Regions from separate parts of the Homo sapiens genome. Here regions 2, 3 and 4 are each linked to region 1. Evidence: chromatin contacts called from ENCODE Hi-C or POLR2A ChIA-PET data. All regions are on one chromosome and are shown on one strand. The core of a region is the stretch at or near the end of the contact, and the rest is flanking DNA. Distances in the headings are between cores, read along the strand shown.

Evidence for each region. Hi-C counts contacts between places; a loop is a spot of excess contacts on that map. ChIA-PET counts read pairs that join two places held with the same protein, here RNA polymerase II (POLR2A). Pooled maps may share reads with other maps.
Region 2: a map of mesothelial cell of epicardium shows a loop between it and region 1 (33-fold over the local background). The contact joins the promoter of LUZP1 here to the promoter of CDC42 in region 1. A Hi-C loop is called at or near these places in 1 of 168 maps with a recorded cell type or tissue (mesothelial cell of epicardium) and 5 of 50 pooled maps. POLR2A ChIA-PET finds 5 or more read pairs at or near these places in 1 of 52 experiments (activated B cell).
Region 3: a loop to region 1 is called in a pooled map, with 3 times the contacts of the local background. The contact joins the enhancer-like site here to the promoter of CDC42 in region 1. A Hi-C loop is called at or near these places in 1 of 168 maps with a recorded cell type or tissue (GM12878) and 2 of 50 pooled maps. POLR2A ChIA-PET finds 5 or more read pairs at or near these places in 1 of 52 experiments (PC-9).
Region 4: a map of gastrocnemius medialis shows a loop between it and region 1 (20-fold over the local background). The contact joins the promoter of TCEA3 here to the promoter of CDC42 in region 1. A Hi-C loop is called at or near these places in 1 of 168 maps with a recorded cell type or tissue (gastrocnemius medialis). POLR2A ChIA-PET finds 5 or more read pairs at or near these places in 1 of 52 experiments (GM10248).

What each region holds. Positions count from the first base shown.
Region 1 is chr1:22,051,038-22,054,231 of GRCh38, reverse strand. It overlaps CDC42 (cell division cycle 42), which reads right to left and starts at 1,523. Exons shown (of 6, transcript NM_001791.4): 1 at 1,490-1,523. RefSeq lists enhancers at 1-534, 535-1,102 and silencers at 815-994, 1,005-1,224, 1,285-1,434.
Region 2 is chr1:23,167,471-23,170,365 of GRCh38, reverse strand. LUZP1 (leucine zipper protein 1) reads left to right here and starts at 1,510. Exons shown (of 4, transcript NM_001395462.2): 1 at 1,510-1,600. RefSeq lists enhancers at 616-665, 1,741-2,272, 2,273-2,804 and silencers at 1,311-1,370, 2,362-2,501.
Region 3 is chr1:23,726,117-23,729,133 of GRCh38, reverse strand. No RefSeq gene overlaps it. Among named protein-coding and RNA genes, the nearest start is that of ELOA, 16 kb to the left of the region's middle. RefSeq lists an enhancer at 634-783. Within about 2 kb of position 1,658, at least 20 of the 41 ENCODE cell types and tissues checked have a DNase peak (open chromatin) inside an H3K27ac peak, as active enhancers do; they include GM12878, where a contact is called at or near this core.
Region 4 is chr1:23,422,917-23,426,037 of GRCh38, reverse strand. TCEA3 (transcription elongation factor A3) reads left to right here and starts at 1,290. Exons shown (of 11, transcript NM_003196.3): 1 at 1,290-1,473. The coding sequence starts at 1,405. It overlaps LOC124903875 (a long non-coding RNA gene), which reads right to left and starts at 1,172. Exons shown (of 3, transcript XR_007065535.1): 1 at 877-1,172.

The DNA of each region.
Region 1 (3,194 bases), core at 274-2,773:
AACGTCTTTGAGACCCTGTCTCAAAAAAAATAAAAATTGTGATCTCAAAATTATGAAAATATTAAGTTTTTTGCTTAAAGATCGAAGTCTCGTTTTTAATAACAAAACTAAAATGTCTAGCATAGATCAGGCATAAACTGATCCTCTTTTCAACACAACTTCACCACAAAAAGTGCACTTGAATCAACCTAGGGAGATTCCCAGCATGCAGTAAGTCATAAAGGAGAATAAACAGTCTGGGAAAGTCATTTTGGACCGAAAAGTGTTCCCACAAATAAACCCACCTCATTCTAGTATAGTCAAAGGGACCTCTATTTAAAGTTAATGCCACGCAAGGGGCCGTGGACGGTGTTGTCTTACACTTTATTCCCTGACACAAACTAATCCTGGGATTTTAAACCTTCCTAGCTTTTAGGTGCACTGAAGGCGGTCATGAACACAAGTAACAAGCTTTCAAAACATCATCTGTGAATACGACGTGTTGGGAAGCAGGCAGGATAAGCCACTGGGTGACCGACTAAGGCTGCAAAATGCTGTTTGAATTTAAGTCCCTGACTTGTAGGAGTTAAGTCTCACTCCTTATACCGCGATGACGTAATCTTCCACACTACATTTATCTTGGACTTAAAGGGGAGGAAAAACAAACGAACAAAGAAAATTCCCCCCCGATAAGAGGAATTAACCAAGCAGCAGAACGACGGCTTCGGGAGGTAGTTAGGTAACTCCCCGAAAGGGAAGCTTCAGCTAAACCGGCAGGGAGCGGGCTGGAGGAGCGGATGGAAATGCTAGGAACTCGACCTCCGAAAGGAAGAGCAGCCTGGAGGCCGTGGCTCGGGGCCACCCCGCCCAGAGGACGCGGCCGGCGCGGAGGGGAGCTCGGACAGGCACCGCCGCGAGCAGCCAGCGAGCTGCCCTCCTGCCACCGCCCCGCCGCGGCCGCAACGCCACTCCCCTCCCCCGCCCCCCCACCCCCGCCGCAAAATGTCCGCGGCGGCGCCCGGCGAAGCAGGAAGTCCAGGCCGGAGCGCAGGGCACGGAACGCAGCCTGCCAGCACGGAAGACCGGCGCCCGGCCCGGCCCAAGCGCCCGCGAGTCGCTCTGAGGCCCCCGGCCGCCCTTAGGAGCCCGCCGGGCCGGGCTGGGGGGAGGGGAGCCCGGGCGCCCAGGATGGGTGTGACCCCCTTCCTTCCGCCGCTGCCGGTGACAGCCCGGTCCCGCTCGCGCCCCGAGCCCCGGCCGCGCGCCCCTCCTCAGACGGGCGCCCCCTGCCTCCCCGGCCGCGACCCCCGCCCCGGCTCCCCCACAGAACGCGGACCCGCGCCCGCCCGGAGGACGCAGCGCGAGCCGGGCACTCCCCCACAACCCGTGCTCCCGGGCCCCCCACGATCCCGCAGACGGGGTGTCCCCGAGGACTGGGAGAGGACGGAGACGGCGGGGATGGGAAGGTAGGGTGGCAGCTCCCGCGGGGAACCTCGGGCCCCGCACTCACCTCAGCTTCTCCACCGGGGCGTTGGCAGCACTGCGCGGGGTCTCCTCGGCTGCCGGACAGGGGCACGCACCTGACGTCAGCGCGCAGGAGACGCACAGTTGGGTGCCCGCGGAAGTGGGAGGAACAGGGAAGGGGAAGAGGCTGGGGCGGGTCAAGGCGGTGCCTGGACTGCCCTGGCTCCGCCCGCCTGTCGCGCACGCGCGGGCCGGCGCAGCTCGTGAGTTCGGGGCTATGCTCTGCATGTTTTCCTAATGGTTGTATTTGTAATAATACTGTGAACGATAGTATGCAAAGCGCTTCCTCTACCAGTTCTTTTTTGTTTGTTTTTTCTGAGACAGTCTTGATCTGTTGCCCAGACTGGAGTGCAGCGCGCGATCTCAGCTCACTGCAACCTCCACCCCTTGGGTTCAAGCGATCCTCCTGCCTCTGCCTCCCGAGTAGCTGGGATCACTGGCACCTGCCACCACGCCAGGCTAATGTTTGTATTTTTAGCAGACACGGGGTTTCACCATTTTGCCCAGGCTGGTCTCGAACCCGTGACCTCAAGTAAGTGATCCACCTGCCTCGACCTCCCAAAGTGCTGGGATTACGGGCGTGAACCACCGCGCCCGGCCCACTACCAGTTCTTTTGATCCTTGCAAGCTTGTGAAGCAAGGTATTGTCCCATTTTGCAGAGAAGACGGAAGCTTCTCTGAAAGGGCTGGTGACTTGCCCCAGATCACAGGGGTGGATGGTCTCTCACTCCCCGGGCCTGTATTCAGTCCGCCGTGATGTGAGAACTGAGTATCACTCTTCTTATCTCTACCTACACCCAGTGTCCCTCGCTGTAGCCACATGGGTCTTTTTTAGAGTTACAACCTTCCCCCAACCACAGGCCTTGTGTTTTTGTTGTTGTTGTTGTTGTTGTTGTTGTTGTTTTTTCTTTGAGACGTTCTTGCTCTGTCACCCAGGCAGGAGTGCAGTGGCACGATCTCAGCTCACTGCAATCTCGACGTCCCGGCGATTCTCCCACCTCAGCCTCCCAAGTAGCTGGGACCACAGGCGCATGCCACCATGCCTGGCTAATTTTTGTATTTTTTTGTAGACACAGGGTTTTGCTGGATTGCCCAGGCTGGTCTCGAACTCCTGGACACAAGCTATCAGCCTGCCTCAGCCTCCCAAACTGCTGGGATTACAAGGTGTGAGACATTACGTCTGGCCAAGGCCTTGAATTTCTTTGCTCTGCCTCCCTCCTCTTCCCCCAAATTTATATCACTGCATTCTTCAATCATCCTATCTTCGCAGTATCTATTATTTGTCTTCTCTGCTAGTATGAAAGCTTCAGGAAAATAGAGAACTTCCCTCTCTTATTCTTAGATGTTTCCCCATGTTAGAGAAAAATCGCTTAAATTGCTTATCCTAGGCCGGGCACGGTGGCTCATGCCTGTAATCGCAGCACTTTGGGAGGCCAAGGCGGGCGGATCACGAGGTCAGGAGATCGAGACCATCCTGGCTAACACGGTGAAACCCCGCCTCTACTAAAAATACAAAAAAATTAGCCGGGCGTGGTGGCGAGCTCCTGTAGTCATAGCTACTCGAGAGGCTGAGGCAGGAGAATGGCGTGAACCCGGGAGGCGGAGCTTGCAGTGAGCCAAGATCGCGCCACTGCACTCCAGCCTGGGCAACAGAGCGAGACTCTGTCTCAAAAAAAATAAAAAAAAATTGC
Region 2 (2,895 bases), core at 261-2,760, 1.1 Mb before region 1:
AACAAACACCACAAGACTATATTATTATCCCCATTTTATAGATGAGAAGACAGGCTCAGAGATGGCTATTATGACCCCAGAACATATGATCCCAGGGTTTTCTGGCATCAGAGCTTGAGCTCCACAAACATGTGTGGGTTCTGACCTCCAGGAAGTGCTAAGAAACAAATGGGAGGTCAGTTCTTTATAAGTTGTAGTGTTCATGCCCACGTGAGGGTTAAACACAATGTTATTGGTTATTCAGAACAGGGAGGATTGCTTTCTGGCTGGGAGAAGCTGGGAGGTGAGACAGCAGGGGAAGAGCTTCAGCAAAGGGTCAAATGTGGGAAAGCAGTGGGTGTGCTAAGAGAAGTTTGGATAAACTTTGTGTGTGTGTGTGTGTGTGTGTGTGTGTAAAGGTAGGAAGTGATCATACCAGGCCAGGGCTTTGGCCTTTATTCCATAGGCAATAAAGAGCTTACACAAGAGATGTCTCAAGAGACCAACCATGCTGCTGTAGTCAGAGAGGAAGCAGCCCTCAGCCCATCTGTGTCCTGGCTTGTGAATGCTGCTGCGTGCCAGCGTGTGGGAGGGCATCCGCAGCGAGAGCAGTCTCTGGCTGTGTCCTGTACTATGCTGGGTGTGGGTCTTGGGCTGTCTTTGAAGCCTTCCTCCTGGCTTCTCAGGGCACTAGGTGCCTTTTAGATAGTAGACTTAAAGGAAGTATGTCATAGAAGTATGGGAGGGGATTTTGAGATCATCTGGTTATTCCCCCTTCCCATTTTAAAGAAGATGAAAATCGGGAACATAGATGGGAAAGTACTTGTCTAGCATCACACAAAGAATTAATAGCACAGTGGGGGACGGGAACCCATGCCTCCCGAGTCTGAGCTGAGTTCCTTCTCTGCATTTGCAGAGTAATAGAAATAGGATTTGTTGAGTGATTATTCCATATCAGGTTCTAGGCTAAGCACCTTTCCATTGATTATCTCATTTAATCCTCACAACCCTACTGAGAGTGTCCCGCTTTTTTCTTTTTCTTTTGAGACAGGGTCTCACTCTGTCACCCACGCCGGAGTGCAGTGGCACGATCACGGCTCACTGCAGCCTCGACCTCCCTCGGCTCAAGCGATCCTCCTACTTTAGCTTACCGGCGGGCGCCACCACTCCCGGCTAATTTTTGTATTTTTTATAGAGATGGGGTTTCGCCATGTTGCCCAGGCTGGTCTCGAACTTCTGAGTTTAAGCGATCCGTCCGCCTCAGCCTCCCAAAGTTCTGGGATTACAGACTTGAGCCACCACGCGGGCCGAAAGTGTCCCTCCTGAAATCGAGAAGTCTTGTCTTCCATTTCGATTTCCCAGGGCGCCTAGCACAGGACCCAGCTACGGAGGCAATAAAAACTTGGTGGAGTCTAAGTCCTGGGAAGGGAAAAAAAGGACGGAGGGGGCGGGGCCTACAGACAACCCCGCCCATCACAAAGACCCCGCCTTCCAGAACGCTGACGTCACAATTTGGCCCCGCCCCTCATTGTCAGTCCCGCGGAGCCAGAGGAGGCGCCGGTCGCTGGCAGCTGAGCGGCGGAACCCTTCGCTGGCGGGAGCGCGGTTCGGGGCCGCAGAGGTGAGGGTCCGTGAGGCGGCGGCGGCGGGAGCGCGGCGCGGGGAGGGGAGGGCGGCGGGGTTGGGAGGCCGGTCCCGGGTGAGGTCGGGGCACCCGCGGCCACGGGGCAGAAGAAACCGCGGGCGCAGCCGAGGAGAGATGGGGTGTGGAGTTGGGGGAGAGTTGGAATGGATTTTGGAGGAAGGGCTCAGGAGGAGACCTTTTGGGGCGAGACCCAGCACATGTTTGTGGAGTTGGAGGAAGAGACTCTGAGGAGATTTTTCCTCGGGAGGGGGAGGGAAGGTTCTGAGGAGACTTCTTGGTGGGAGCGAGACTCTGAGGAGAAATGTTTGGGGCAGAGACGCGGAGGAGACATTTTCGAGGGGGCGGCGAAGAGTTTCGGGGGTAGAGTTTGGGGTTGGGGGAGGGGGCGCGGGCCGACAGGGGCGGGGGGCGACGAGGCGGCCGTGGAGGGGGCTGCGCGGGGCCCGGCGGGCACCGGAGGAAGGAAGTGATCAGACAGGAAGGGCCCGGGAGCTGCAGCAGCAGGAGGAGGAGGGCGGTTTGGGAGCGCGTCGGGCCGGCGTGCGGGGCCAGCTGCGGGCGCGGGGCGCGGGCCGCGGGCCGGGCGGGGAGGGGTCCCGCGGCCGCCGCAGCTGTCGGCCGCGCCGGCCCGCGTCCCGGGCGCTCTGCTGGTCTCGCAGCCAGACCGCTGGGCCGGGAAGGAATTCGAGGCATTCGCTTTGTTTAAGTTGCCAGTAGACAGTCCTTAGGACTAATTAATGGTGGAATCTGCAGGGGGACGCCGGCGAGCGGGGCCGGGGCCTCCCCCCGCCCGCCGCGGTGAACTTTCCGCAGCGCGGGGCCCGCCTCCCGGCGCACCCCCGGCCCCCGCCCAGCCGCCCGGGCAGGGAAGGAGCCATGGCTTCCCGGAGCGCAGGAATGAAGTGCGGTTTCTGGGGCTGGTGGCCTCTGGCTGCGGAGCCTGCCTGCAGGGAACCTGGCGACCCGCAGCGGCCGCGCTGGGGCTTCGGAGCCCGGTTTAGAGCTCTTGGAGGTGGCTGCGGTTTCTGTGCATAACCTTGGAGGAGCCTCTGTGAGCCGAGAAAGACCATCTTGCTTTGGAGCATCTGTTTCTTCATCGCGTCAACCCCTTTCCTAACACTGCAGAGCTTGTTGTGGCTTGTTTCGGGAATGCCGAGGCCAGTGCTCACCCTTGCGGGTGGGAGAGGGGAAGAGAGTAGGCACCCCCAAAACCCCTGTAGTGTGATTTCCAGAAGGCCAGACTGCCTGCAGCTCCACCGTCGCACCTTCAC
Region 3 (3,017 bases), core at 409-2,908, 1.7 Mb before region 1:
AAGGTTTCAGAAAGGGACCATCTGACCTAGATCTTGAAGGAGGAGGAGGAAGGAATTTGCCAGATGATAAGTGAGTGGAAGGATACTCCAGTTGAGGTGACAGCAGGTGTAAAGGGGCTGGAGTTCCAATGGAGCCTGCAGTGTTAGAGGAAATGTAAGCACGGCTTGAGAAGGGTGCATGAAGGAGAGCCAAGAGAAAAAGGCCATCTTCATAGGGGATACCCTCCCTCCTGAATCTTGGTCAAGACACCCTGAAACTGATAAACACATCCACAAATACTCCCCAGTGGGTACTGATTAAAGGGCCTGTGGGACTAGAGTGTTCTTCTACCTTGAAGACAAAAACAAAAAAACAAAAAAAAAACAAATCATCTGAGCACAGATGTAAAACCAGCCACATGGAACCACTATGTTCAAACTAGCATGACCTTCTGCAGCCCTCAAGGAACTACTCTCTAGAGAAGTCACTGTAGGCCGGGCGCGGTGACTCACGCCTGTCATCCCAGCACTTTGGGAGGCTGAGGTGGGTGGATCACCTGAGGTCAGAAGTTCGAGGCCAGCCTGGCCAACATGGTGAAACCCCGTCTCTACTAAAAATACAAAAATTAGCTGGGCGTGGTAACAGGCACCTCTAATTCCAGCTACTCGGGAAGCTGAGGCAGGATAATTACTTGAACCTGGGAGGCGGAGATTGCAGTGAGCTGAGATTGCCCCACTGCACTCTAGCCTAGGCAACAGAGCAAGACTCCATCTCAAAAAAAAAAAAAAGAAAGAAAGAAAGAAAGAAAAGAAAAAAGAATCATTGTTCCCTTAAGGCCAGCAGATTCCCCTTTCACTTCCTGGTTTGAATGGGGCAGGACACAGGCAAACCTCTAGAAAGTGTGTTTCCTCACCAAAGTGGGGAGTTGTGATTGTTGAATACGCTGATAACTAAATCAATAATACTTGTGCCAAGAACTAGAGAATAAAGAAGAAATACGCTCTTGAAATAGGAATAAAGATTCATTCAAATATTTATTGAACCCCCCCTCTGTGGCGGTACTGGGCTTGATGCTTGGCCTCCTGAGATGTGCAGACAGCCCCAAACCTAAACAAGAGTCCAGGCTAGTGGATGTGATGTTATTCAAAAGAAATATTTCACTAGGGAAGCCCTAAATCTCTCCATACCTAAAGGATGATCTGAAGACTTAAAACAAAAATTCTACTGAGGGAGAAGAAAGTTCTATAGATGTATTTTTTTTAAATGTTCAATCTCAGCAGTAATCAGGGAAATGCAAATTGCATTTTAATTTGAATTGAAACACCATTTCAAGCCCACTAAACTGATTTAGTACCTGATAGGATGACTGAGCCAGCACGCCTGAGGTGGCAGAACAGTAAACATGACCAGGTACTGAGGAGCTACAGGTACAGCAGGCGCTTAGTAAATATTTTGCTAAGTCAAGCACAGAAAGCCTAGAACATAGATAGCAAACTGGCAGCTTGTGGGCTAAATACAGCCTACCGACATGTTTTGTTTGCTCTCCCAATGTTTACAAAAATGAAATAATTGCCAAGAGTTTAAAATGAGGAGATTTCACAACTTCTCTTGAGAAACAGTAAGATCCAGCAGCTCCTGGCCCAGTCTCCATGGGGCAACACGTGGCTGCAGCTGAGAGCAACAGAGAGAGCCCTACGTCTTTCACCACATCCCCACTACAGCCCCGGCCTCCCACGCTGGGGCTGCTGCACCATCTTCCGTTCTGTCTAGCCCTAGAAGCACAGAAGTACGCTCCTCCTTGGCTAGAGATTTAATGGGATCCACTCTCAGGAAGAAAATTCAGAGACTGGTATTACCAACTCTGCAATGGAGCCAGGAACTACGGCCAGGGACAGTTTCTTCAGTGAGATACTGACATCCTATTATCCCAAATCCTTAAAACCCTACAGGGTTGATGCTATCATCAACATTGTTCATTCACAATTGGAAACTGAGGCATAAAGAAGTTAAGAAATTTGCCCAATGGGTGGCAAAACAGGAATGGAAACTCAAGAATTTCTGACTTAGCTAATATTAATTAAGCATATTAATATGCTAAGCACTTAAATGTATCACGTGAGCTAAATAATTTGATTCTCACTTCAACCCTGTGGGATAGAAACAATTACTAAGCCCATTTTACTTGTGAGGAAACTATGGCACAGAAGGTTCATGACTAGTCAAAGGCCACACAGCTAATTGGAGGCAGAACTGAGATTTGAATCCAGCAGTCTTACAACACAGCTTGAATCTCGCAAGGCAGGTGGCTGCCTGCCTCTAGTAGCTTCTGCAGAGTGAGTCCCCACTTCACCAACCCCACCAATTCCCTCTTCATGTTCACCACTGTTACCAGTTCAGTGCCTTTTTTTCAAGACAGAAGCACTGTCTATGGTGGCTTTTAATACCCCAATGGGATGCCACATACCATCCTGCAACATGCTTACCCTTCTCTTTTTTTTTTTTTTTTTTCAGACGGAGTTTCACTCTTGTTGCCCAGGCTGGAGTGCAACGGTGCAATCTCCGATCACCGCAACCTCTGCCTCCTGGGTTCAAGCAATTCTCCTGCTTCAGCATCCCGAGTAGCTGGGATTACAGGCATGCGCCACCACGCCCAGCTAATTTTTTTATTTTTAGTAGAGACGGGGTTTCTCCATATTGGTCAGGCTGGTCTTGAACTCCCGACCTCAGGTGATCCACCCACCTCGGCCTCCCAAAGTGCTGGGATTACAGGTGTGAGCCAGCGCGCCCGGCCCGCTTATCCTTCTCTTAATAATACACTGTGGAGCACCTTCCATATCAGCATGCTATTCCATTTTGTAGACTTACTGTAATTTATTTAACTTATAAATATTTAAGGCAGGGTAAGGTGGATCATTCCTATTATCCCAACACTTTGGGAGGCCAAGACGGGAGGAGCACTTGAGCCCAGGAATTTAAGACCAACCCAGGTAACAAAGCGAGCGAGACCCAGTCTCTACAAAAAAAAAAATTTTAGGCC
Region 4 (3,121 bases), core at 41-2,540, 1.4 Mb before region 1:
GAATCTCGGCGGGGTGCGGTGGCTCACGCCTGTAATCCCAGCACTTTGGGAGGCCGAGGCAGGCAGATCACGGGGTCAGGAGATCGAGACTATTCCGGATAACATGGTGAAACCCCATCTCTACTAAAAATACAAAAAAATTGGCCGGGCGTGGTGGCGGGCGCCTGTAGTCCCAGCTACTCAGGAGGCTGAGGCAGGAGAATGGTGTGAACCCGGGAGGCAGAGCTTGCAGTGAGCCGAGATCGTGGCACTGCACTCCAGCCTGGGCGACAGTGCGAGACTGCGTCTCAAAAAAAAAAAAAAAGAATCTCATCTGTAATTACAGCACTTTGGGAGGCCAAGGCAGGCGGATCGCTTGAGACCAGGAGTTCCAGACCAGCCTGGGCAACGTAGTAAGACCTAGTCTTTACAAAAAATTAAAAAATTAGCTGGGCATGATGGATGGCTCACGCCTGTAGTCCTAGCTACTCAGGAGGCTGAGGCAGAAAGGATCACTTGAGCTGGGGAAGTCGAGGCAGTGAGCCTGATTGCTCCACTCCACTCTGGCCTCAGCCACAGAGGGAGACCCTGTCTCAAAAAAATAAAAAGAATCTCCCCGATAAGCTCTCACTACTCGAGAGTGTAGTTCTGGGACCAGCAGCACCCCCAGCACATAGGAGCTTGTTAAAAATGCAAAGCCTTACTAACAAAACAGCCAGCAAAGGAAGTTTTAGGTAGACAGAGGCAAACAGGAGCCTGGATACACGTGGCATGCACAGGCCGTGTGCACGATGGAGTGAGTGCAGGTTAAAGCAGAGCTGGATTTAGTGATCTACACACACACACACACACACACACACACACACACACACACACACACACGGGATTCGAGCGCACCGAGTTGCCTCCACTTGGGCATAGGCGCGGAACTGTGTCCTCCCGCTTTGAGATGCAACGGTGCAGAGACGCGGGAGCCCAGAACGCTTCCCAGGGCCCCTGGGACACCCTCGGGCGCCCTCCGCGCCGCGACCGCCGCCTGTGGCCAGGTCACAGCCTCCCAGCTCGCCAGAGAGCCCTCCTTCCCAAATCTCTCTTCGGTCCCCCGGCGCCCCTGGAAGGGCCGGAGTTGGAGGGTCCCCTCTCTCAGCCTCGTCCCTCCCCTGAGGCCCGATCGGCCGGCGCGGGCAATCAGTGCCCGGGCAAGTCCTTGAAGTCTATATTTAGTGCCCGCCACCCCTCCCCCGCACAGTTGGGAGGCGGGCGGTGGGGGGGTGGGGGTGGGGAGAGCCCCGCCCCCGCCGGGCGTGTGTGTCGTGTGTGTTTGGGGCCCGCGCGGGTTGCGCGCCCTCCGCCTTCGCGCCTCCTGCCCCCGAGGCCCTACTGCTGCCCCTGTGCCCCTCGCCCCGCCGGGCGTCGCGGGCCAACATGGGCCAGGAAGAGGAGCTGCTGAGGATCGCCAAAAAGCTGGAGAAGATGGTGGCCAGGAAGAACACGGTGAGGCTGCAGAGTTTGGGCCACGGCCCCCGCCCCCGGGAGGCGCGGGCAAGCCCCGGATTCCGGGGTGGGGACGTACTGGCGGGGCGCCATGGGGGCGCGTACGGGACTCGGGGACCCGAGGGAGGAGCGGCTGGTGCAGGGCCCAAGGCCCCTTGGGGACCCTTGCTGAGCACCTCGAGGTGGGCGTGTGCGTGGCCCAGGACGCCAGGGGGATCGTGCGGGTCCCGGAGGCGCGACTTGTGCACGTCCCTTTGGACGTGTAGGGTTCACCCTGGGCAGCTAGTGCAGGGCCCAGGAAAGCGGGCGAAGAGAGCTGGACGTGGGAAAGGACTTTGGGAGTCCCAGGGCTTGGCGTGTGCAAAGCCCGGGGAGCGGCGGCGATGGCGGGGGCGGGGCGGGGGGCAAATCCGGGTGGCCCGAGAAGTGGCAGAGAAACTTGGGCTGACGGGGGTACTGAGCTGCATCCCTGCACCCCGGAGTGGGTCTGCGGGAGAGAAGTAAAAGGCCGTGGATCCTGCGACCCCACCGCTTGGTGCGTCAGGAGCGGTTCTTTTGGCAATTTTCCCTTTCCTTGGCCTTGGGGTGCGGCCCGGACGGGCGGGGGCCGAACAGGTGCGGGGGCCCGCGGGGCGGGGGAAGGGGGCCGGGCTGGAGGCCTGTGCAGCGAGGGCGAGGGCGGAGGGAGGAGCGGGCTCGGCGGGAGGTTGGGAGCAGGGCTGACAGCCCTACCGGAGGGTCCTGGCCAGAGCGCAGACCCAGCTGGAAGTTAATGTTTGATCTTCCCCGTGATCTTTGCCTGGGGCTGGCGGCCGACTGGTCGCCTGGCCAGAGCAAATTTGGCCTTGGGTCCTGGAGGGCCTGCGCTCACCCTGGGAGGGAAAAAAAGGGAGCCTGGTGAGCATGCCCTTCCCACCTCCCGTTCCTGTTCCAGGGTCCTCTTCCTCCCACCATCCGTAGCCATGTGCTGCAGCCACCTGCATTTCCAGGACACTTAGGAGCCTGGGAAAGGAAGAGACACTAAGGGAAGTTTTAGAGCCAGGAAGAGTAGCCAAGGCCCAGGGAAGGGTCACTGGAACCATGAAGTGGCAGGGAGCCCTAGAGTGGACACTGGGCAGTCATGAGTTGGTGTCCATATAAAGGCCAGAGCCTCAGTTTCTTCATCTGTAAGAAAGAGATGAGATTATCTGCCTCTGGAGAAGGGATGTCACTGGATTCTTGTCTCTGCTGGCAGCGGTGAGGATTGGAGAGATGAGACAGAGATGTAAAGCCCTTAGTAGGACTCAGACCTGTGCTTGCTAAGAACTGGCGAACAAGACCTGCTTCTACGCAGCCAGGTCCAACACAGAAAGATACAGCACAAACCTGCAGAGTGCTGGGAGCTTCTCACCTGACACTCCCAACCTCCATGCACTCCCCGTTCCAGACTCCTCCACAATCCTCAGTACAACTGAGCCACAAGTCTTGGGGGAGCATTTTCTCAGCTGGGGTTGGCAGAGCGCAGCCAGGGATTCTGAGCCAAATTCCAGTTCAAATAGACGGGTTATCCCAGCCCAGCTCCTTACTGACCCCCAAGCTTGGGCCAGGAAAGAAATTCTGGGCCCCTGGGTAAGAGGGGTAGGGTGGGGACGCCTAGAGACCGGAGGAG